Linked DNA regions of Homo sapiens: all the other regions are linked to region 3. The links are chromatin contacts, found by Hi-C in ENCODE. All regions are on one chromosome and are shown on one strand. Each heading gives the region's core, a stretch centred on a gene start or an enhancer-like site at or near the end of the contact. The rest is flanking DNA. Distances are from core to core; before and after follow the strand shown. Region 1 has its middle 18 kb from the start of SNORD28B. Region 2 overlaps IPCEF1 (interaction protein for cytohesin exchange factors 1). Region 3 has its middle 37 kb from the start of TFB1M. Region 4 overlaps ARID1B (AT-rich interaction domain 1B). Region 5 holds the start of ARID1B (AT-rich interaction domain 1B). Region 6 has its middle 24 kb from the start of ARID1B. Region 7 has its middle 89 kb from the start of ARID1B.

Region 1 (2,736 bases), core at 1-2,500, 1.0 Mb after region 3:
CAGGTCAGTCAAGCCAACAGAAAATGGTAAATTCACATTTATGGTGTGAACCAAGGCCATCACTAATAAAACTGTAACCTCGCTGGTGGAATACTGAAATATGTCTTGACATCTTTGCAAGAGTTGTAAAGAGAGCCTGGAAAAGAAAAGGAAAGCCCAAGCATTGTTTGCATTTTCTTTTTGCATTTCATTCAGCAAAGACTTTTTAAAAACTTAGTAGAGGGTGATACCAGATGTATTTAGTCTGCAGTATGGCCAGCCTTTAAGTACATGAAGTAATCCCGTCCAAACAGCAGCACAAGTGCCTCAGTTATCTCAGGTAACCAGTTTGGAAACAGCAAGAGGGCTTTGGGTTAAATATCAGAAAATATTCATAAGACACCATAACAACAGAAACAGAGTCGAACTAAAACTTTGTGGCAAAGCCAATATGTAAATCACAGCTGGTGATTTCTGTTAGGAACTTTGGTTTGGGAGGTTTCACAGCTTCATCTCCAAAGCCCCGATTCAAAACCACAATGTTCAGCAAGTCAGTGAGATTTCATGCTTTTATCTGAAACCCAGACCGACAAATGCATCTCTTGATGCAATTCAGGATCTCTGAATCTTCGCTAAAGAACCGAGCTAACCCATGGAACGCAATCTCAAAGCCTTGCTCTTACCCAGAGAAGCACAGTTGCCACTTAAAGGTTCAATAAAAGGAGAGGTAGGGAAATGCCTGCTGCCACAGCCCATTAGTTGCTACATTTAAACCCCTACCACAGTAACCAAATGTGATTGAGGTTTCAGAAGGAAACCTACACGGTATGAAATGTAGCAATCATTGGTCTATAAATATAGGATGTTATTCACTGTCAAGTACTTTCTCTAAAGGAGGGGTAGGGGGAATTCTTACTGCAAAGGTAGGTTGCAAAATTTTTTCACCTAGAAATAATTTAGAAACCGGCTGGGGCACAATCTCATAATGTCTCAGGTGCAAAAAGTTTCTGATGCACCGGAAACAAAAGCTGGCAAAACAAAAGCGACGTCAGTTGTCTCTCTGTTCTACCAATTGAAGCTTGGGTGTAAAAGGAGAATGTTTTTTAAATCCAGGGATTAGTGAGGGACGCTAACCCCTGAACCGGGATTACTGAGGGACAGAGAAAGAAAATGTAGAGGAGGAAAAAGGAACATTTTACAAAAGATTTCCTTCGTAACTACCTTCAGACCCCGGGGCTGCAGAAAGGAGTAGGCGGCTGCGGTGTCCTGGGCCCTGCGCGTCCACGCGTGGGAGGCGAGGCCAAGGCTGCCAGGAGGCGCTCCCGCACCCCAGGTGCGCTCCTCCAAGGAGGCCCACCCGCCTCCGCTGGCCCAGTTTTCGCTGTTTTCTCGGCGCACCACGGCGCCTGCAGTTAGTAGGCAATCCATCCCCCCGAGCTGCAGCGAGTTAAGCTGCAGGCCTTTTGTAACGGCCTCAGGTGTGAGCTGCCGCAAGCCCCCCCCACCCCCACCCCCGACCAGAGGATCACCGGCCCGGCCGAGAGGACTAGGAGCCAGGTGTGCGAGGCCGAGGGATCCACGCCGTTCCCGCCCAGCGCCCCCTGGGTTATTAGGCCTCGCTCCCCCACACAGCCCAGCTGGTAGCGAGGCCGGAATCAGGGCCCTCCGTCGGAGCTCCCACCTTTAAAAGAACGCGTCCAGAGGGCGGAGCCAGCTTAAAAGCGGGTCGAGACATTCACCTGTGGTTAGGCAAAGACACGAGAGAAATAGTTAATTCCTCAGGTGCCCCAAATCACAATAGAGCTCGGGAAGGAGGAACAACTTGACAGAGAAAAGAGGACAGGACATTGATCAGGGAAGATGTCTGCAGAGCTTGAGGTTGGGGGATTGGGTTCCAACCAGGGAAGGTAATTCTGCAAAATTGGAACACACAGGCCCTCTGTCTGTAGGCAAGTCTGACAAAGGGCACAATCCAGGAAATGGAATCGAGATGCGTCCCCTGCCTCTCAGCCTACTGACCCACTTTCCTCCGGCTACGTCTCCCCCAGATCCATGCCCCTCCTTAAATCTTCCTGCTAGCCCAGAGGGAGGAAGGATGAGGCCTGGGGATCACAATGTAGGTGGAACGAGAAACCTGGGTCTGTTTGACAGTTTCAGAAGCAAAGAAGCGTCTCTCTCTTTCCCAAAAAAAAAATCCTTTCTGAGCCCCCCTCACTCAGTCCCACCATACATACATACACAATGCACCTGAGGAGACCTCCAACTCCCTGTCAAGGAGGCTGAATTTCTACACGTAGTCGCTCATTTTGTTTAAAGCGCAGAAAACATCTGCACCTAATAAAAGATGTTAGTGTGCCATTCTAGAAAAGAGAAGCCTTTGATACATTCTTTGGTGTTAATGCTGCGGCATGAAGTATTTTCCCAGATTGCAGTCTGTTATCTGAATGGGGCAAAGATTCCCTAAGTGAAGGGAATATTGAAAGAAAGTTCTGGAGCATGCAATCCTGTCCAGTTGAAGTACTGCAGGAAAAGGAAGCACGCACACACATATGTACACAAATGCACACTCATACAGGCAAATCCTCCATGACTGTGCCTCAGAATCACCTTATTCAATTGACAGAAGCACAGTGTGACTACCATACTTTTGTTACATCCATGAAGTGTGTGTAAAGAAACACAAGTCACACGATCCTTGGCTGGCATGGCTGCCTCTGCCCTGCAAGTGCCCATGGCCACAGGGAGTTGCAATGGTAC
Region 2 (2,865 bases), core at 57-2,556, 1.1 Mb before region 3:
TGTGTGTGTAGAGAGAGAGAAAAAAAATTTTGCTTAAAGAAGTTCTATTTGTTTTTTCTTTACAAATATCTAAGCTGAACTGATTTAAATTTGAAAGACAACCTTTTCCGTTAACAGGTAGAGAACTCAGGGGAAAAAACGTGTGAAAATGAAAAGCAGTTCCAAAATTTGGTATGTAATCTTAGTACAGCATTTTATAATGTTTTCTAGAGGTTCCTGGCTTATAGTCTACATATCTAACTATTGATCTGATAGCTATTGTATATGGTTCTACTGTATGTTTGAAGAAGGGATATGACATAGTGAAAAGAGGAGAAGGTCTTTAAATCCAGAGGCCTGGAACCAATTCCTGGCTATTATAATTAGTAGCTGTGGTGCCCAAGAAAATAGCACTCTCTGAATCTGCTTCTTCATTTATAAAATGAAGATATTGATAATAATTCTAATCCTATAGGTCTTATAAAGATTTTACAAGATTTATTTGTGAAAATCCTCTGAGAACTAAACAACATCCCTTTATATGAGTATGTGTAATATAATATTATATCGTTGAGATAAACAAATACTTTATATCTAATAAACAGAAAAAAATCATAATTTTTATAAGTATGATTTATGTATCCTTCAGCAATTACAACGAAGCTAAAGTGTTTAAATTATATTTCCTGGGAAATATAGATCCCAAGAAATATTGCACTGACATTTCATCTGACCAATGTTAGAGTAAAATTTATCCCCCCCAAAATTAATCATCCATAAAGATGGCAGTAATTACCTTAAATTTTAAGCAAAGATAGACATGTTATAATCATGGCATGTTACTAAAATCCAGGCAAGTTATCATGAAAAGGACCTAGTCTCAGCCTCACTTCACAAATATCTCCCACACTGACCTGTCTTGTGTTCTAAAGTTCCTATCATTCCCTCAAATCATCTCCTGGGACCTTTTTTTGATATGCCAATTCTCTGAGATCAGTAAAACCCAACTAGTACCTATTGGCAAAATATTTTTGCCCAAATATGTATATTATTTGAGTGGCTAAATTTTAGCTGAGAGCCAGGACTAAAGACAAAGAAGAGAATTCGTGAATGTAGATGCTGGGTAAGATTTGGGAAATCTGGGGTCCAGGAGTCCCTAGCAAGCACTTGAGACAAACCAAGAACCAGGGGAATAGGGAGAAAAGGGCGTTGTTAACAGTCATTCCTAGAGTGCTCAGGCCTCCAATGAACAAGATGAAATTACATTAGTTCAAACAAGAAGAGCAGCCTTCAGATGAACAAATGAGAGGAAAGTCCCTGGAGGGCAGCGATGGGATCAGCCAAGGCAGAGAGGAAGTGATGCTCCTTCCATCGCTCCCAGCTGGGTACCAGTGAGTATCCTCCACCCATTCCTTGTGAGCACCCAGTGGGACTGGAGCCCTCCGGCTCCACCTTAGGGCTACTTCCAGGGAAAGCCCCAAAATGTGAGCTTTGTCTCAATTCTGCCCAAGACCAACCCTTGGTCTACACCACGTTCTTATGCCTAGGATGGGATGAGAACAATACCTCAAGCAGAACAGGCACCCAACTCAAAGAAAGGCTTTTTTTTTGTTTGTTTTTAAGTGGGGGAGGGAGCTTAGTTATTGAGTCATTGAGTCAACCCTGTTCTGACAATAATTCTCTTAAAGCAAATTATTAACTGTTAAAACTGTTTTCCCTGACCAGAAACAGACTGCATATTATAGAAATAACAAATTCAGGGAGTTTCAGTTTCACCTAACATACATGAATTTGAAACCTAAATTGGTTTATATGAGACAGTGAAAACAATCTTTGAGAACTTTATTGCATCTAAGATAGATTTTACTCCTCACAACAGGAAGTGGAACCCGTGAACTAGTCCGTTTCAAAATGATCTTGCATGTGGTTTTTCGCTAGGTAAGTAAAAAAAAAAAAAAAGCAAGCAACCAGTTGAGCATTTTATGAGATGGTTTTTCAATAGGGGAAATTATAACTTGCTATCATCATAAATATTCAGAGCCTAGTAAGATATTTTCTCATTCTATTTTCTTCCAGTTTGAATGTTATAGGTAAAACTAAAAAATTATTCTAAAAATCTGATTTTGCCCTAACTTACTTCTAAAGTTGAGGGGAAATTTTTCTTTGAAAATATGTATTTCTTTTTCATTGAAGAAGTGTATTTTTCTTTAACTTTTTAAAAGATGGTTCAAAAACTTCATTTGGCCACGAATCACTCAAAAACACATGGAAATATACAAAAGACCCAGTAGAAAATATACAAAGGAAACTCCTTTGATATTGAATGTTGGGGCTAACGCCCAGGTTACGGGTAACTGTTATATTGACTTATAATCCATATAGTAGTTGTTAAACCTTGCAGGCAAAATTTACCCCAAGATGTATTAAAATTCACAGTAAGATGCTCTGTCATTACATCAGACTTCATAGTGATCCTAATCTTTAGCAAAAACTATACAGTGATATGCTGGTAAAATGGGCTCTCTGGTTGCAGGAGCCCTAACTGGTGGCTTTTGTCAATTTCTGTGGTAGAAACCCTCACATCATTGACAGTTTCAAATTACCAATATTTTAACAACCAAGCCACAGAAATTCCTGACTATTTTAGAGCCATACCAGATCGGCACAGCACTGATAGAGCTGTTAGGGATGTTCTTCCAGAAACCCCTGACATCTCCACAAACGTTTTTTATCCTTCCCAGAAAAATAGACTCAACTTTTTAAAGGAGATTCTAAAGCATCCAATTAATAGACATTTACCTGTGAAAACATGAAAAGCTTGCTTAATTTTTTCAGAAGACTAACCACCTTAAATAATACTTAATACATTAATTGAAATAATCTGTC
Region 3 (2,700 bases), core at 138-2,637:
TGTGCCTGAGTGGCTGCTCTGCCAAGACTCCAGAGCTCTGTGCCAGACTGAAGGCCCTGGTGGCATGGGTTCACAGGGGGATCTCCTGACCTAAGAGTTGCAAAGATCCATGAGGGAAGCATGGGTTCCTGGGGTCACACATTCACTCACCACCTCCCTGGGTAGAGGAGGTTCCCCTGGCTCTGTGTTACTCCTGGGTGGGCTATCAACCTGCCTTGCTTTTCTCGATTCTCTGTGGGTTGAATTGTTTCTTTGATTAGACCCAATGCATTTACCTGGATGTATCAGTTGAAAATGCTGTATTTATGCACCCCTTCCATTCCTTTCTGTGAGAGCAGTGCACACTAGCTACTTCTAGTTGGCCATTTTCTCAGGTATTTCCTATATTCTCTTAAACCTTTCAGTCCTTCAACGCGCAGTCTCCCTCCTGCCTCAGGGCCTTGGCACATACTTTATTTTTCCTTGCCTGCAACGTTCTCATCTCTCTCTTGATCCCCCTCTCTGAACTTCCTCTAAGTTAATGTCTATTTATTAAAATCTCAGCTCAATCATTGCTTCTTTATTGACCCACAACCCCCCCAATCCCACAACTCTATCAGGTTCCCCCTTTTTATCTTTCCAGGTAGCAACTTCTACTTTTCCTTCTTATCAGTCATCATGATTTGTAATTGCTTACTTTTTAATGATTATTTAATCAATATTTCTCTCCTTTTGTTTACAAATTTTCTAGCACCTGGCCCAGTGAAGAACACTCAATAAATATAATTAAAGAAATATGTAAGAGAAGATAGAATTTTTATTGCACATTAACAAAAGAAATGAAAGAATCCACCTTTTTGAAAATTTAAAAATAAACCAAAATTTCTTATAGGCTGAGACATTGATCCATATAATTTGGTATAAACTTTGTTTGCTGATGAAGAGAGGGAAGTGGGGAGATGGGATGTAACTAATCTAGCAGCAATGAAAAAACAAAATTTTTCTGGTGAAATAAGTAATGGTTTTCTGGTTGAATAATTCTACACACAGAAAATGATTGATTAGAGTTTCCTGCAAGCCTGGGCTATGCAAATATAGCAGGTGTCTATGTATATGCAAGGCTTGAACACAGTCTTCAGTTACTTTTTTGGGAAAGCTGCCCCAGTTTAGTTTTGAGTCATATTTCTACATCTGTCACTATGTTCTAATCATTACCCAAACAGGTATCAGACATGACCACGTAGGCAAAATAAATAAATAAATAATAAAATTTAAAAAACCCAATTTTGGCTTTAAAGTGTCTCAGCATGGATAATGTGGATGAATGGATACATGTTCTAATCTACTTATATCTACTTATTTCTGTTTCAATTTTAAAAAGTGATAGAGCACTCATGAAGGCATAAGTATTGCCTAACAAGTTAACTGGAGCCTCAGTTAATATGTGCTACATTAGCTGAATGAATGAGTGAATGACTAAAATTTGACAGAAAAAAGATTGTGAGATCTGTGGGATTCTTTCCTTTCCTTTTCTTTTTCTTTCTTTCTTTCTTTTTCTTTTTCTTTTTTTTTTTGAGATGGAGTTTCACTCTTGTTGCCCAGGTTGGAGTGCAATGGCGTGATCTCGGCTCACCACAACCTCCGCCTCCTGGGCTCAAGTCATTCTCCTGCCTCAGCCTCCTAAGTAGCTGAGATTATAGTCATGCACCACCACGCCCAGCTAATTTTGTATTTTTAATAGAGATGGGGTTTCTCCATGTTGGTCAGGCTGGTCTTGAACTCCCGACCTCAGGTTATCTGCCTGCCTCGGCCTCTCAGAGTGCTGGTATTATAGGCATGAGACACCGCACCCAGCCAGATCTGTGGGATTCTTCACTTGATCTTGTGGCGATCTGAGATAACCAAAATCTATTTTGAGAATTAACTCTTCACTTAAGAGCTTCTAGTACAAACTACATGGTTCCTTTGGCAAGTACTTTTTATGTGGCACTAAAGATGCCCTAAGGAGCTTTAGAAAAATCAATGAGAAAGATCCACTTGGTTCCAGAAAGTGTTTTACATTTCAGGAAGGTCAGTGAATCAGTGTTTCTGGTTCATTTCAGCCTAACTGCATTCTATTTGAAGTAGTTTTTTAAATGGTCATCTCCTGATCACTTTTTCTTTTAGGTCTCATTAAGCTTAAAGGGCTTCACCTCAAAGGGACCCTGATCACTAAAAAGTTATTTCTGGATGGAGTGATGTTAGCCAGTTAGAGGATTGGGGGTCACTTGCTCTTATCTTCCCTCAGTAAGAATCCCATCCACAGAAAAAAGTCTCCTTCTGGGTCTCTGAGATTCAGGTAGAAGGCTGTGAAACCTGGTGGAGCCCAAGACCTAGGATAGTGGTTTTGAGAGTGCAGACCTGCACCTAGGTGTCAGACTGGCTGACTGTGCTTCTGAGTTCAAACCTCAAACCAGCCCCATTCCCTAAAGGCTTGCCTTGAACCTACAAACAAAACAATTTTCCAAAGGGTCCAGGAGGAATCATGCACACTATTGCCTCAGCAGAAAGGCTCATCTGCTTGCTGACATCAGTTTCAGTAGTAGACTTGAAAGTTATCCTGCAACTTGGCTCTAGTCCCTTTCAGCTGTGTTCCCAGCTTAGTATTGCTCACACAGGATGCAGAGGGAGACTCACCCATTTGAGTTACTGAGACAGACTTACTGGCCTCTGTCTTCACAG
Region 4 (2,757 bases), core at 5-2,504, 1.5 Mb after region 3:
GCCAGGTCTGGCTCTTTGAACACTGCTAATTTACATGAAGAAAATGTCCCCAAGGAGGAGACTTAACTAGGGAAAGACTCAGTTACCTTGGCCTCTCTCTGTGTGTGCCAGAGCCCCCCTGCAAGCACTAGGGGCTGCTTCTAGAAAGGGGACCCAGATCTTAAGACTTCGAGGAGGAAGATACCCTATTTGTTCTCCAAGACCATTCAGTCGTGAAGGGTTCAACTTGTTCCGGGTTATTTATTTAGCATTCTCTATTTTCTGCTTTGCTTTTGACACTCCAATGTTTAATTGTATATTTAGGAAATAACAATGAAGAGTACGTTTTTAAAAAGAAGAATGTTTTCTGGAAGGGATTTCCCCCCACTTTTGGACAGTGAGTTAGACTCCTTCTGAAGCCTCTGGATCTAGGTTATTACAGGGTTTGTCTTCTTGAAGCTGGAACTGTCCAACTGTTGTGCTATTTCAGACCTGGCCTGTCTTTCACTTTCAAGCTCCAGAAATAATTTATAGCTGTAGGGTGTCAGGAGTGGGTTTGAACTGGGCCTGCCCAACGTAACATGGAATTGTGCACAGATTGTTAAAATTACTATTTCTGCATTCAAATGACTAAGTACAGTAAACTTTTTACTGGCACAGTTAATTTATTTGAATATTTATTGGTCGAGTGCTTCACGTAGAAGACTAACATAATGAAAAAGCCCAGCACATACTCAGAGCTGATTTGGCTTTTTAAAAGATTCTAGGCTTGAATATAGCTAGCTAAATGGTCTTTAGCAAATTGACTGGCAGTAAATTGATCCCTGTGGACTGTGGCTTGAATCAGCCTCTCATTCTTTAAAGGTATTATGGAGATATTGTTATCTCAGCGCAAGGCTGGTCTAGAAAAGGGATGCTTTCAGTACAAATACTTGTTACTTACATATTTCCTTCCTAACTGGGTAAAGTTATATTTCTATTCTTTACCTCTCGCAAGAGCATATAGGGACTTCGAATCAGAATATTTTGTTCAATTGTAATAGCCTTCACAAATTTAGTTTGTTTCTGTGTTTAAGTCTCTTTTGACTTAAAAAAAAAAATTTGAGGCCGGGCGCAGTGGCTCACACCTGTAATCCTAGCACACTGGGAGGCCGAGGTGGGAGGATTGCCTGAGGCCAGAAGTTTGAGACCAGCCTGGGCAGCATAACGAAACCTCCCTGTACAGAAAAAATTTTTAAAATTAGCAGGGCGTGGTGATGTGCACCTGTAGTCTCAAGCTTGAGCGGTTGAAGTGGGAGGACCCTTTGAGCTCAGGAGTTTGAGGTTACAGTGAGCTGTGATGAGGCAACTGCACTCCAGCCTGGGCAACAGAGCAAGAAGACTCTGTTTCCCTGTCTCTTAAAAAAAAAAAAAAATTAAGAGCCAGTGATTTGGACCTTCATTAATTCAGTGTTTTCATTGACTTACTCATATGACTATTCCAACCAGAAGGATGTAATTTTTCCCCCTCTGAGCCCCCAATTTTACCATTAGCAGATGTTTTTCCAAAACTAACCACAAGGAAGCATGTCAAGACTAACTCAGAGGATTATACAGAGGATTAAACTATGATTTAATTACAACAGTGGGCTCTCTGGCTCTATTAATAGCTAATGACTTGTATTATATTTTCCCGTGCCTGTGAACTCTATGCTATTTTAGACCTTTCAGATATTAGCGACCCCAGCTACAGCTATCTTACTTACTCTGAAAGTAGGAGCCTCTCGTTTCATGTTTAGTTTTGTTTTATAACTTAATATTTCTTCCTCCTTCACTTAATTGGGAGAGCAAAAGGTTTACTAAACAAACAGGTTTGAAAACCCAAAGCTTCCCTCATGTCTTGGTGAGCTTGCTGTGAAGTGGAGTAGCCTGTTATAATGCTGATAGGGATAATGGCTGGAAGCTTTGTGCTTCCTTAAGGAATGTGCTACATGCATCATTTGCACATACAGTGATCGGTTTGACTGGTGGAATTACTAAGACCATGGTATAGGGTGGTACTTTAAAATCTTACAGTGCTTAAGGACTGGATTAGGAATTAGGACTTAAGAATTCTAGGTTTAACTCTGTGCTTTAAATCTTACTTAACACATTGGGATTATAGTACTTAAGTATGCCTGTATTGAAATGTGTTGTGAGACTAGATGAAAGTCTATGTAAAAATGAATTTGAAATATTTGGATATATTCTTTAAAACAATCTTATTGTGTGTTTTTATTCAGAGCCCTAGAGTTGTCCTGAGGATGAGTATTTTCCCACCGCGGGCATGAAAATGGATCCTAATGGTAGACCCAGTCCTCTAGGGTGGTCAGTTTGAGGCCCAAGCTTCCTTTCCAGGGAGGCAGTGGCTTAACCTGGGTCACCCTGTAGGAGCAGTAGCTGGAGGCTGCAGGACAGGTGCTTTTTTCTCCTCCCACGTGTGCTTTTTGTGGTGGAAGAGGGGGCAAGGTGTAGAAATGTCTGACTCTGATTCCTCCATCTGCCAGCACAGCTTCTCTTGTTCTCTGTGGTCTCACCTTTATGGCACAGTACTCTTTCCTATTTGTCTTTGAGCTCTGAGGCTCAGCCCTAACCTCGAAGAGATGGCTTCTGCATCTGTCAGATGGGTCTCATAGTATTACCTGCCTCCATACGTTTTGTTTTTAGTTTTGTTTTAAGATAAGGCCTTGTTCTGTTGCCCGGACTGGAGTACAGTGGCACGACCACGGCTCACTGCAGCCTAGGACTCCTGTGTTCAAG
Region 5 (2,700 bases), core at 46-2,545, 1.4 Mb after region 3:
CTGAAGAATGAAATAATTTTGGAAAACTATACTCTACCAAAACCGTAAGTATTGTTTCTGCCAGGTTTTAAATGCTTTCTCTCAATGAAAACTGAGTCCACACTAGTACAAGTGGGTCATTGCCTAAGGTTAAGAAGTCTTGCTTTTTAAAATGTTACTAGGGGACAATGCACATATTGAAAACATTAATAACAATGCAAATATTAAAAACATTATAAAATGTTAATAGACACCAATTTTTAAGAGAACAAAGTATGGAACATTTCTACATTAGGACTAGAGTTGACTGTTTTATATTATTATTGAAGTTATATTTATTAAATATAATGTCTATAATATTTTAGTTTCGTTCCACATCTCTTTGAAATGAATGTATATCGAGAGGGTTAACTGTGCACACGAAGCTCTGAAACATGATGAAAGGTGTCATATAGATTTATGAAGATACGAGCTAACCCATAGCTGTCGCTGTTCTGGCACCAAGAGTTAAATGTTCATGTGAAAGTTGGCGCAGAAAACACCACTGTACATACTCCACAGAGGACATCCAAGTGCATGTAAGAAAAATGCTCCTTTGGGAATACGTGGACATATTCCTTTGGAAATACACTGACAAACCTACATACGTGTTTAAGGTGCCTTCAAAAAGAGTTATGTAAACATTCTCTTTGGGGCGGGTGCAGTCAGTCATAAGCATTTATTGAGTACCTACTGGGTACAGGCCATAGGGCTCTCTGACCGGGGCTAACCTTCATTTCAAATCTTTCCTAATTTTGCAGTTGGAAGAAGTTGTGGGAATTACGCCGATGGCCCGAAATCAAGGCAGAGGCGAACGTTCTGAAAATTACATAACTCCTGGGAGAGACCGTGCTTTTGCAGATTGCCTAAATATTTTCTTTCTCCGTCGGCTCCTTGTAACCTCTGAGGCCAATAGACAACTTTGTTTCCCAGCCCTTCTCCCTCTTTTGTCTGCTCGTCAGACTCGTTTTCCACCTTTGTATCGTTCCTTTTAGACGTGAAAACAAACATGCGAACGCCCGGTTGGCAAGGAGACAGCGGCCCGGGGGGAAAGTGCAGGTTCCGGCCGCCCCACGCCGCCGCGCTCCGAGCGGCCGCCGAGCCGCCCCGGCCCCGGCCCCGGCCCCAGCCTTAGCCCAAGCCCGGCTGGGTCCCGCGAGGCTGCGCCGGGGCGGGCGGCGGCGGCCCGGGGACGAGTCCAGTCCGCGTTTTGCGAGTGCGCGGGAGTAATGCGAGCGAAGTGGATAATAGTTGCTCGAGCTCGCCCGCTGCCTCTCAAGCCATGCTGGGCCCGATAGGCTCAGCTAGTCGTGTATTTACCCATATCCGGGCTAGAGAGGAAAAGAGAAAAGTTTCATTTAAACCTGAACTAAAAACTTTCACCATGAAAGCACACAGCAGGAGCAGGCCCAGAGCGTAAGGCGTGCCCGGCCCGGCGCTCCGGCGGGGCCTGCGGAGGGGGAGGGGGTCGCGGCTTCCCGGCGGGCCGCGTGGATGCGCACAGGAGGGGCCGCGGCCTGAAAAGTGGGGGTTATTGTCTCCCCCCGCCCCCCGCCCGGCCTCGCCACGCCGCGGCGATCATGGCCGCGCGGGCAGCAGCGGCGGCGGCGGCGGCGGCGGCGCGGGCGCGGGCGCGGGCAGGCAGCGGCGAACGGCGGGCGCCCCCCGGGCCGCGGCCGGCGCCCGGAGCCCGGGACCTGGAGGCGGGGGCGCGCGGCGCGGCGGCGGCGGCGGCGGCACCGGGACCCATGCTGGGGGGCGGCGGCGACGGCGGCGGCGGCCTGAACAGTGTGCACCACCACCCCCTGCTCCCCCGTCACGAACTCAACATGGCCCATAACGCGGGCGCCGCGGCCGCCGCCGGCACCCACAGCGCCAAGAGCGGCGGCTCCGAGGCGGCTCTCAAGGAGGGTGGAAGCGCCGCCGCGCTGTCCTCCTCCTCCTCCTCCTCCGCGGCGGCAGCGGCGGCATCCTCTTCCTCCTCGTCGGGCCCGGGCTCGGCCATGGAGACGGGGCTGCTCCCCAACCACAAACTGAAAACCGTTGGCGAAGCCCCCGCCGCGCCGCCCCACCAGCAGCACCACCACCACCACCATGCCCACCACCACCACCACCATGCCCACCACCTCCACCACCACCACGCACTACAGCAGCAGCTAAACCAGTTCCAGCAGCAGCAGCAGCAGCAGCAACAGCAGCAGCAGCAGCAGCAGCAACAGCAACATCCCATTTCCAACAACAACAGCTTGGGCGGCGCGGGCGGCGGCGCGCCTCAGCCCGGCCCCGACATGGAGCAGCCGCAACATGGAGGCGCCAAGGACAGTGCTGCGGGCGGCCAGGCCGACCCCCCGGGCCCGCCGCTGCTGAGCAAGCCGGGCGACGAGGACGACGCGCCGCCCAAGATGGGGGAGCCGGCGGGCGGCCGCTACGAGCACCCGGGCTTGGGCGCCCTGGGCACGCAGCAGCCGCCGGTCGCCGTGCCCGGGGGCGGCGGCGGCCCGGCGGCCGTCCCGGAGTTTAATAATTACTATGGCAGCGCTGCCCCTGCGAGCGGCGGCCCCGGCGGCCGCGCTGGGCCTTGCTTTGATCAACATGGCGGACAACAAAGCCCCGGGATGGGGATGATGCACTCCGCCTCCGCCGCCGCCGCCGGGGCCCCCGGCAGCATGGACCCCCTGCAGA
Region 6 (2,720 bases), core at 67-2,566, 1.4 Mb after region 3:
TTTATGTTTCTGAAGAACATGAGAGCATAAAACATAGATAAAATTTGTATTTCAATTCAGATAATCTCTGATTTGTAACAGGTGGTTTCATGTTTACATTTATGAGGATTCCTTATATTGGATTTATTTCTATCATCTTATTTTATGTTTTCTAGTTACCATATTTTTTCTTATTATTTGGGTTTTTACTTTTTCCTGCTCTCTACTGCATTTCTTGAGTTTGTTGCCTTTTTTTCCTCCTCCAGTGTTTTGAAAGACACGTATTTTATTCCTTTTAGAAGTTACCCTTAAATTTTGAGTATGTCATGCTTAATTTTTAAAAAAGCTAAAGCTCAACAGTAGCTCCATTTTCTCTCTCCCCATGTTATTGTTCTCTAATTTGTTAGTTTTACCAGTTTTTGAAAATCTCTCTAAATTAGCCTTTATTATTAGAGTTGTAGGGTATCTCATATACAGAACTTATCTTCCTGTCTTGAAATTAGAATTCATATGGAGAAATAAGGGTGGAAACAGGCAAGAATGAGAGTTGAAAATCAAAATACAATGTTAGCTTTATTTCAGGTAGGTCTGATTGCAGAGAGAGATTTTAGATCTGTGGACAGATGAGCTTGCTGATACTGTATTCCTGAATTAAATGGGCTTCATGCCTGATGGCAGAGTGGGACAACAACAAGTGTCCCCAATAAGGCTGTTTGCACAGACCACGCAGACAAGAATGCAGCTTCTCTGGGAGATGCAGCTCTGAAGGAGAGAAAACAGTAGGGGCTGAGCCAAGCACGTTGAGGCCTTTCTTCTAAACTTTGCAGTCCTCCTGCCTGGTGGAAGAATGGTTGAGGAGGCAGAAAGAAGTGCACAGTGTTCTCATATTATCACTTGAGGAGATTAGAGTAGACCTTTTCTCCTCTCTATGGACATATGAGCGGGAAACAGTTGTTCCTCTAACCATTGTTACTATTATTGCTGCTGTTATGAAAGTTGTTTTCCATATTCCCTGCAAAAGTCTGATTTACCTTGGAGCTGATATTTCAGTTTCAGCTCCCTAGTCTGCAAAGACACTTCCAAGGTCCGGGAAGAAGAAGTAGCCCCAGGAGAGTTAGAGGAAGGCAGCTCTGCCAGCCTGGAGGTCACTCTGCTCACCCTAGTGGTAGTCCTGGAGCTGCAGCATGGGGGTTGGGTACCAGGCCCCAGTGACAACTTGAACCTTAGGACATCAGCCTCTTCCCCAAGGAAAACATTCTGCGACACGGCTCTACTCCCAGCCCCAGGGCCATGTGACCGGGCTTCATGGTCCCTTTGGCACACGCTCTGCCCCTGACAACAGCCCTGGCAAGGCCGAGGGTGGCAGGGATACTGGGTGTGGTAAAACCCAGTCGACCTTGACCAGCTTGCTGTGACTGTGAGATCAAAGGGCTGAAGTTATGTCTGAGGATTCCCCTCGACTACCAATAACAAATTGTGAAGCTAAAATAAACTTTTCTCAACTATGACTGATTAAAAACAAATAAATTTTGCTACTTCGGGAGCTGAGGCAAAGAGGATCATTTGACACCAGGAGTTGGGGGCTGTAGTGTGCCACAGTCACACCTGTGACTAGCCACTGCATTCTAGCCTAGGCAATATAGTAAGATCGCATCTCTAAAAACAAACAAACCAACAAACCACAAATATTGACCTACTGTGTTAGAAGACTAATCTATCCTTACAAGACAGACTTATCTCTCTACTTTTTTAAAATAGAAGATGATACTTAGAAATTATTGTCACATTAAGAGGTGATCAAAGAATATATAGCCAAAAAATGTAAGGAATAAAATGTATAAAAAAGAAAGGGATTGGTTATAATAAAATAATTGAAGCTTGTATTTTAGTCCCGGATTTTGTGATGTTTTGAGGCACTTAACTACAACTTAAATTGTCGTGATTTTTATTTTTATTCTCAGTAAATCTAAACTTTTGTACCTAAGTATTTATTAATAATTTGGTATTCCTTTCTTTAAAAAGCACCCCCCCCCACTCCCCCGCCAAACTATTAAAGCTTTAGATCCCACAAAACTTGGGCCAAACTCAGCTTTTTTTGTTTTACGAGTCATGTTTGCTGAACTAGGTGCAGGGGCTCACACCTGTAATCCCAGCAACGAGGGAGGCTGAAGCAAGAGGATTGCTTGAGGCCAGAAGTTTAAATCCAGGCTGCAAAACACAGTGAGATCGTATGTCTCTACAAAAAAATTTTACAAAATTAGCCGGGGATGGCGGCATGTACCTGCAGTCTCAGCTATTTGGTAGGCTGAGGTGGGAGGAACCCTTTAGCCCAGCAGTTTGAGGCTGCAGTGAGCTGTGATTGTACTACTGCATTCTAGCCTGGGTAAGAGTGAGACCTTGACTCAAAAAGATTTTAAAAAATTTTTATTTATTTTTATTTTTTGAGACAAAATATTGCTCTGTCACCTAGGCTGGAGTGCAGTGGTGTGATCTCAGCTCACTGCAATCTCTGCTTCACAGGTTCAAGTGATTCTCCTGCCTCAGCCTCCCAAGTAGCTGGGACCACAGGCATGCACCACCACACAAAGCTAATTTTTGCATTTTTAGTAGAGATGGGTTTCACTGTGTTGGCCAGGCTGCTCCCAAACTCCTGACCTCAAGTGATCCGCCTGTCTTGACCTCCCAAAGTGCTGGGATTATAGGTGTGAGCCACTGTGCCTGACCTGTTTATTTAATTCCTT
Region 7 (2,700 bases), core at 163-2,662, 1.3 Mb after region 3:
CAGGGAGCCTCAGACGCCGCGGGCGCGCGTGCGCGGTGCGGCCCCCACGCCCCGGCCGCGGCGGCCTCGGCGGCGCCAGCCTCCGGCTCGGCGAGCGCGGCGGCGGGCGGGCCGCAAAACCTGGGCCGGAGCCGGGCGCGGAGCGGGCGGCGCCGCGGAGTTTGGGCGGCAGCGCGGCCCGGCGAGGAGCTGGAGAAGCCGGCGGCAGGGGGACGCGCACGCCGAAGAAAAGCCCCTCTCCCGCGTCCCTCACTCGCTCCTGGAGGCCGAAGAGCGGGGCTCGCGATGCCGGTGCAAGATTCCCAATCAGGCCTGGGAGGAAATGGATGCAATTAGGGCACACCCCCGTCCCGCAGTTGCCAGGAGCCTGAAGATCTATGACCGACTTAAGCCATTTCTGGAAAAGTCATATTTTCCAGGCTTTCGTGAAATACTCATTGCTCCTATTCTAAATCTGGAGGCGAATGTGCATCTATTTCAGGGGGAATGAAAGATGTGAAAAGTAGACTGGGCTCCGGGAAATGTGGGTAATGGGACTGGACCTGCGCCTGGGGTCCGCCCACCCGTCATCTCCCGGGAGCCCCCCGACGTGTGCCATTAAGCATAAGGCGCGTTAAGCGCTGCCACAAAGTCCCGAAAAGGCGAATTAAAAAGGATCACTTCTCCCTCAGGATCTTGATTTTTACTAAGGGAAAACGTGCGTTAAAGAAAAGCCAGCGAGCGCTGGCGTGGCCCTGTCATTATCTTGGCGTCTCTGCTGACCTCCATTTCAGCCTGGACTACACTGGGTTCCAGTTCTGTTTTCCTATTTCCCCGGACTCCTAGAGGGTGGATACCAAGGCTGATTGTTGTCTGTTCTGCCCCAGCCCTCCAGGGTACACCATAGGTGCTCAGTAGATGACTCCTGAGTATATATTGGAGGTGATAGTAAAATGCTACCAAGCACAGAGGAAAGAACAGTTAAAGGGTCAGACGGTGCTTTGTGAAAGGCCAGGCATTTGAGCTGGATTCTGAAGACCAACTCTAGATGACAGTAAAGGCCACTCCAGGTTGAGGGAACAACATGAGCAAAGCAGGGAACCTACAATGAGTAGGAAAGTGATGAATCTGCATAGGGGGTTACTCAGGGGGCATAGAAAAGGAAGCCAGGAAGCCACTGAATACCTTGCCACACAGGTAACAGCCAGGAAAAGCACAAAACATGCTGTTCAGTGGTTCTGGAATATGGGCATGCAAATATATAATAAAATAAGCAATGTGGATATACAAAAACAAAAGTAAAAAGAAAAACAGGACAGTTTATTGGGGAATTTCAGAAAAAGTACATGAAACAAAAAAGAAATGTCAAGGAAAATCCCTGGCCTGAAACTCCCAGAACAAAACATTTAATACCATTTGTGGGGGCTCTTTATGAAAGAGGGAGAAAGAAAAGAGGTAACAAAGAGGAACTAGTGTTTTGATTAAAGATCTTTGACCATAACAATGCGAAAGCATAAGGTCTCTTATCATAAGAGACCTGTGTCTTATCCTGTATCATAAGACACAGGAGATTTTAGACATCACTGTTAAGAAAGAGCTGGAACTCAGAATTAACAAGAGAAGAGGGAGAGATTAAACAGAAGATAAATGTGGATCATCAAGGAATTTTAAATTGTAGCACAGTCACTCAATAGAGTATTATGCAGTCATTAAAACTGCAGTGTATTTATTGGAAGGATGTTCACAACCTATTGTTATGTGAAGAAACAAGTTACAGATGAGCAGATCTGGAGGGACATACTTAAAATGTTAGCAGCGGCTCTCTCTTGATGTTTTGATTGTTAGTGATTTTTCGCTTTCTCCTTCATGCCTGTATTACCTGAATTTTTACAATGAGCAATTAATAAAACAATAAATGAACACAAGATTAAGCAAAGTTTTAATCTTGTGAAAATGTATGTGAGTTTTCTGTTGTGAAACTGAAATGATGTCTGTGGCATTGGAAATCCTCAAGGCAAAGAAGGAAAGAAGAGAGCCTCCCGAGTCATACTAATCAGAGGCCTGCACACGTGCTATTTGGTACTCTCTGTACCATCTGGCTCAAGCTACTTCAAGACCTGTCTGGGCCTCAGCAACCTGATCTCGAAATGAAGGGAATATTAGCATCTACCTAACAAGTGGCTATGAAGACCAGAAATGATATCTGTAAAACGCTTAGTGCTCAGACCCCACGAGGCGCCCAGGGCTCCGTGAGTGGAAGCTCTCATAGGAGCAAAGAGCATAGGCTTTAGAAAATGCCTTTCTTCTGGGATCCTTCCTTTACCACTGTGGTGGTCATTAGAGCTGTCTGCAAAAATTCCTCCTCTCCCTTTGAGATAATAAGAGTGTACTTCCTTGGCCCTCTGAAGTTACAGGTACCATGTGACAGCCTCTGGCCAACAAAATAAACAGAAGTAACATGTGCCAGCATTGAGCACTTTGCGGTCTTCTCCTTTTCCACTTGCATGACAACCAGCAGTGTCCTGGTAGTGTCTGCCGAGGTCCTAGATTGAGGAAGAAGCCTCCAGAGACCTTGGTAGACATTTAGCAGGAGGGAGGAATAAATCTTTGATATTGTAAGCCACTAAGATTTGGGAGCTCTTTGTTATCAAAGCTCAGTTTAAGTCACCCTGACTGACACAGCTACTTACTAGTTTCGTGACCTTGAGAAAGTGACCTACC

The links. A loop is a pair of places that touch in the nucleus more often than their neighbours do. Pooled maps may share reads with other maps.
Region 1: a loop to region 3 is called in a pooled map, with 20 times the contacts of the local background. The contact joins two enhancer-like sites. A Hi-C loop is called at or near these places in 6 of 37 single-sample maps with no recorded cell type and 4 of 50 pooled maps.
Region 2: a pooled map shows a loop between it and region 3 (14-fold over the local background). The contact joins two enhancer-like sites. A Hi-C loop is called at or near these places in 8 of 37 single-sample maps with no recorded cell type and 4 of 50 pooled maps.
Region 4: a loop to region 3 is called in a map with no recorded cell type, with 5 times the contacts of the local background. The contact joins two enhancer-like sites. A Hi-C loop is called at or near these places in 3 of 37 single-sample maps with no recorded cell type and 2 of 50 pooled maps.
Region 5: a loop to region 3 is called in a pooled map, with 5 times the contacts of the local background. The contact joins the promoter of ARID1B here to the enhancer-like site in region 3. A Hi-C loop is called at or near these places in 3 of 37 single-sample maps with no recorded cell type and 3 of 50 pooled maps.
Region 6: a pooled map shows a loop between it and region 3 (7-fold over the local background). The contact joins two enhancer-like sites. A Hi-C loop is called at or near these places in 2 of 37 single-sample maps with no recorded cell type and 4 of 50 pooled maps.
Region 7: a pooled map shows a loop between it and region 3 (5-fold over the local background). The contact joins two enhancer-like sites. A Hi-C loop is called at or near these places in 1 of 168 maps with a recorded cell type or tissue (GM12878), 23 of 37 single-sample maps with no recorded cell type and 4 of 50 pooled maps.

Annotation. Positions count from the first base shown.
Region 1 is chr6:156,395,706-156,398,441 of GRCh38, forward strand. No RefSeq gene overlaps it. Among named protein-coding and RNA genes, the nearest start is that of SNORD28B, 18 kb to the left of the region's middle. RefSeq lists a silencer at 469-518 and enhancers at 800-1,330, 1,331-1,860. Within about 2 kb of position 1,251, at least 6 of the 41 ENCODE cell types and tissues checked have a DNase peak (open chromatin) inside an H3K27ac peak, as active enhancers do.
Region 2 is chr6:154,248,330-154,251,194 of GRCh38, forward strand. The region is part of intron 3 of IPCEF1 (interaction protein for cytohesin exchange factors 1); the gene reads right to left. Among named protein-coding and RNA genes, the nearest start is that of IPCEF1, 110 kb to the right of the region's middle. Within about 2 kb of position 1,307, at least 5 of the 41 ENCODE cell types and tissues checked have a DNase peak (open chromatin) inside an H3K27ac peak, as active enhancers do.
Region 3 is chr6:155,350,412-155,353,111 of GRCh38, forward strand. No RefSeq gene overlaps it. Among named protein-coding and RNA genes, the nearest start is that of TFB1M, 37 kb to the left of the region's middle. Within about 2 kb of position 1,388, at least 2 of the 41 ENCODE cell types and tissues checked have a DNase peak (open chromatin) inside an H3K27ac peak, as active enhancers do.
Region 4 is chr6:156,851,082-156,853,838 of GRCh38, forward strand. The region is part of intron 2 of ARID1B (AT-rich interaction domain 1B); the gene reads left to right. Among named protein-coding and RNA genes, the nearest start is that of MIR4466, 73 kb to the left of the region's middle. RefSeq lists enhancers at 1,302-1,999, 2,000-2,695. Within about 2 kb of position 1,255, at least 3 of the 41 ENCODE cell types and tissues checked have a DNase peak (open chromatin) inside an H3K27ac peak, as active enhancers do.
Region 5 is chr6:156,776,083-156,778,782 of GRCh38, forward strand. It overlaps ARID1B (AT-rich interaction domain 1B), which reads left to right and starts at 1,296. Exons shown (of 20, transcript NM_001374828.1): 1 at 1,296-2,700. The coding sequence starts at 1,599. It overlaps LOC115308161 (a long non-coding RNA gene), which reads right to left and starts at 2,436. Exons shown (of 2, transcript NR_163974.1): 1 at 2,164-2,436; 2 at 278-1,349. RefSeq lists silencers at 1,020-1,369, 1,390-1,629, 1,780-1,929, 2,000-2,069, 2,320-2,549 and an enhancer at 2,513-2,700.
Region 6 is chr6:156,751,600-156,754,319 of GRCh38, forward strand. No RefSeq gene overlaps it. Among named protein-coding and RNA genes, the nearest start is that of ARID1B, 24 kb to the right of the region's middle. RefSeq lists enhancers at 1,170-1,239, 1,430-1,529. Within about 2 kb of position 1,317, at least 7 of the 41 ENCODE cell types and tissues checked have a DNase peak (open chromatin) inside an H3K27ac peak, as active enhancers do.
Region 7 is chr6:156,687,404-156,690,103 of GRCh38, forward strand. No RefSeq gene overlaps it. Among named protein-coding and RNA genes, the nearest start is that of ARID1B, 89 kb to the right of the region's middle. RefSeq lists an enhancer at 1-459 and a silencer at 1-122. Within about 2 kb of position 1,413, at least 8 of the 41 ENCODE cell types and tissues checked have a DNase peak (open chromatin) inside an H3K27ac peak, as active enhancers do.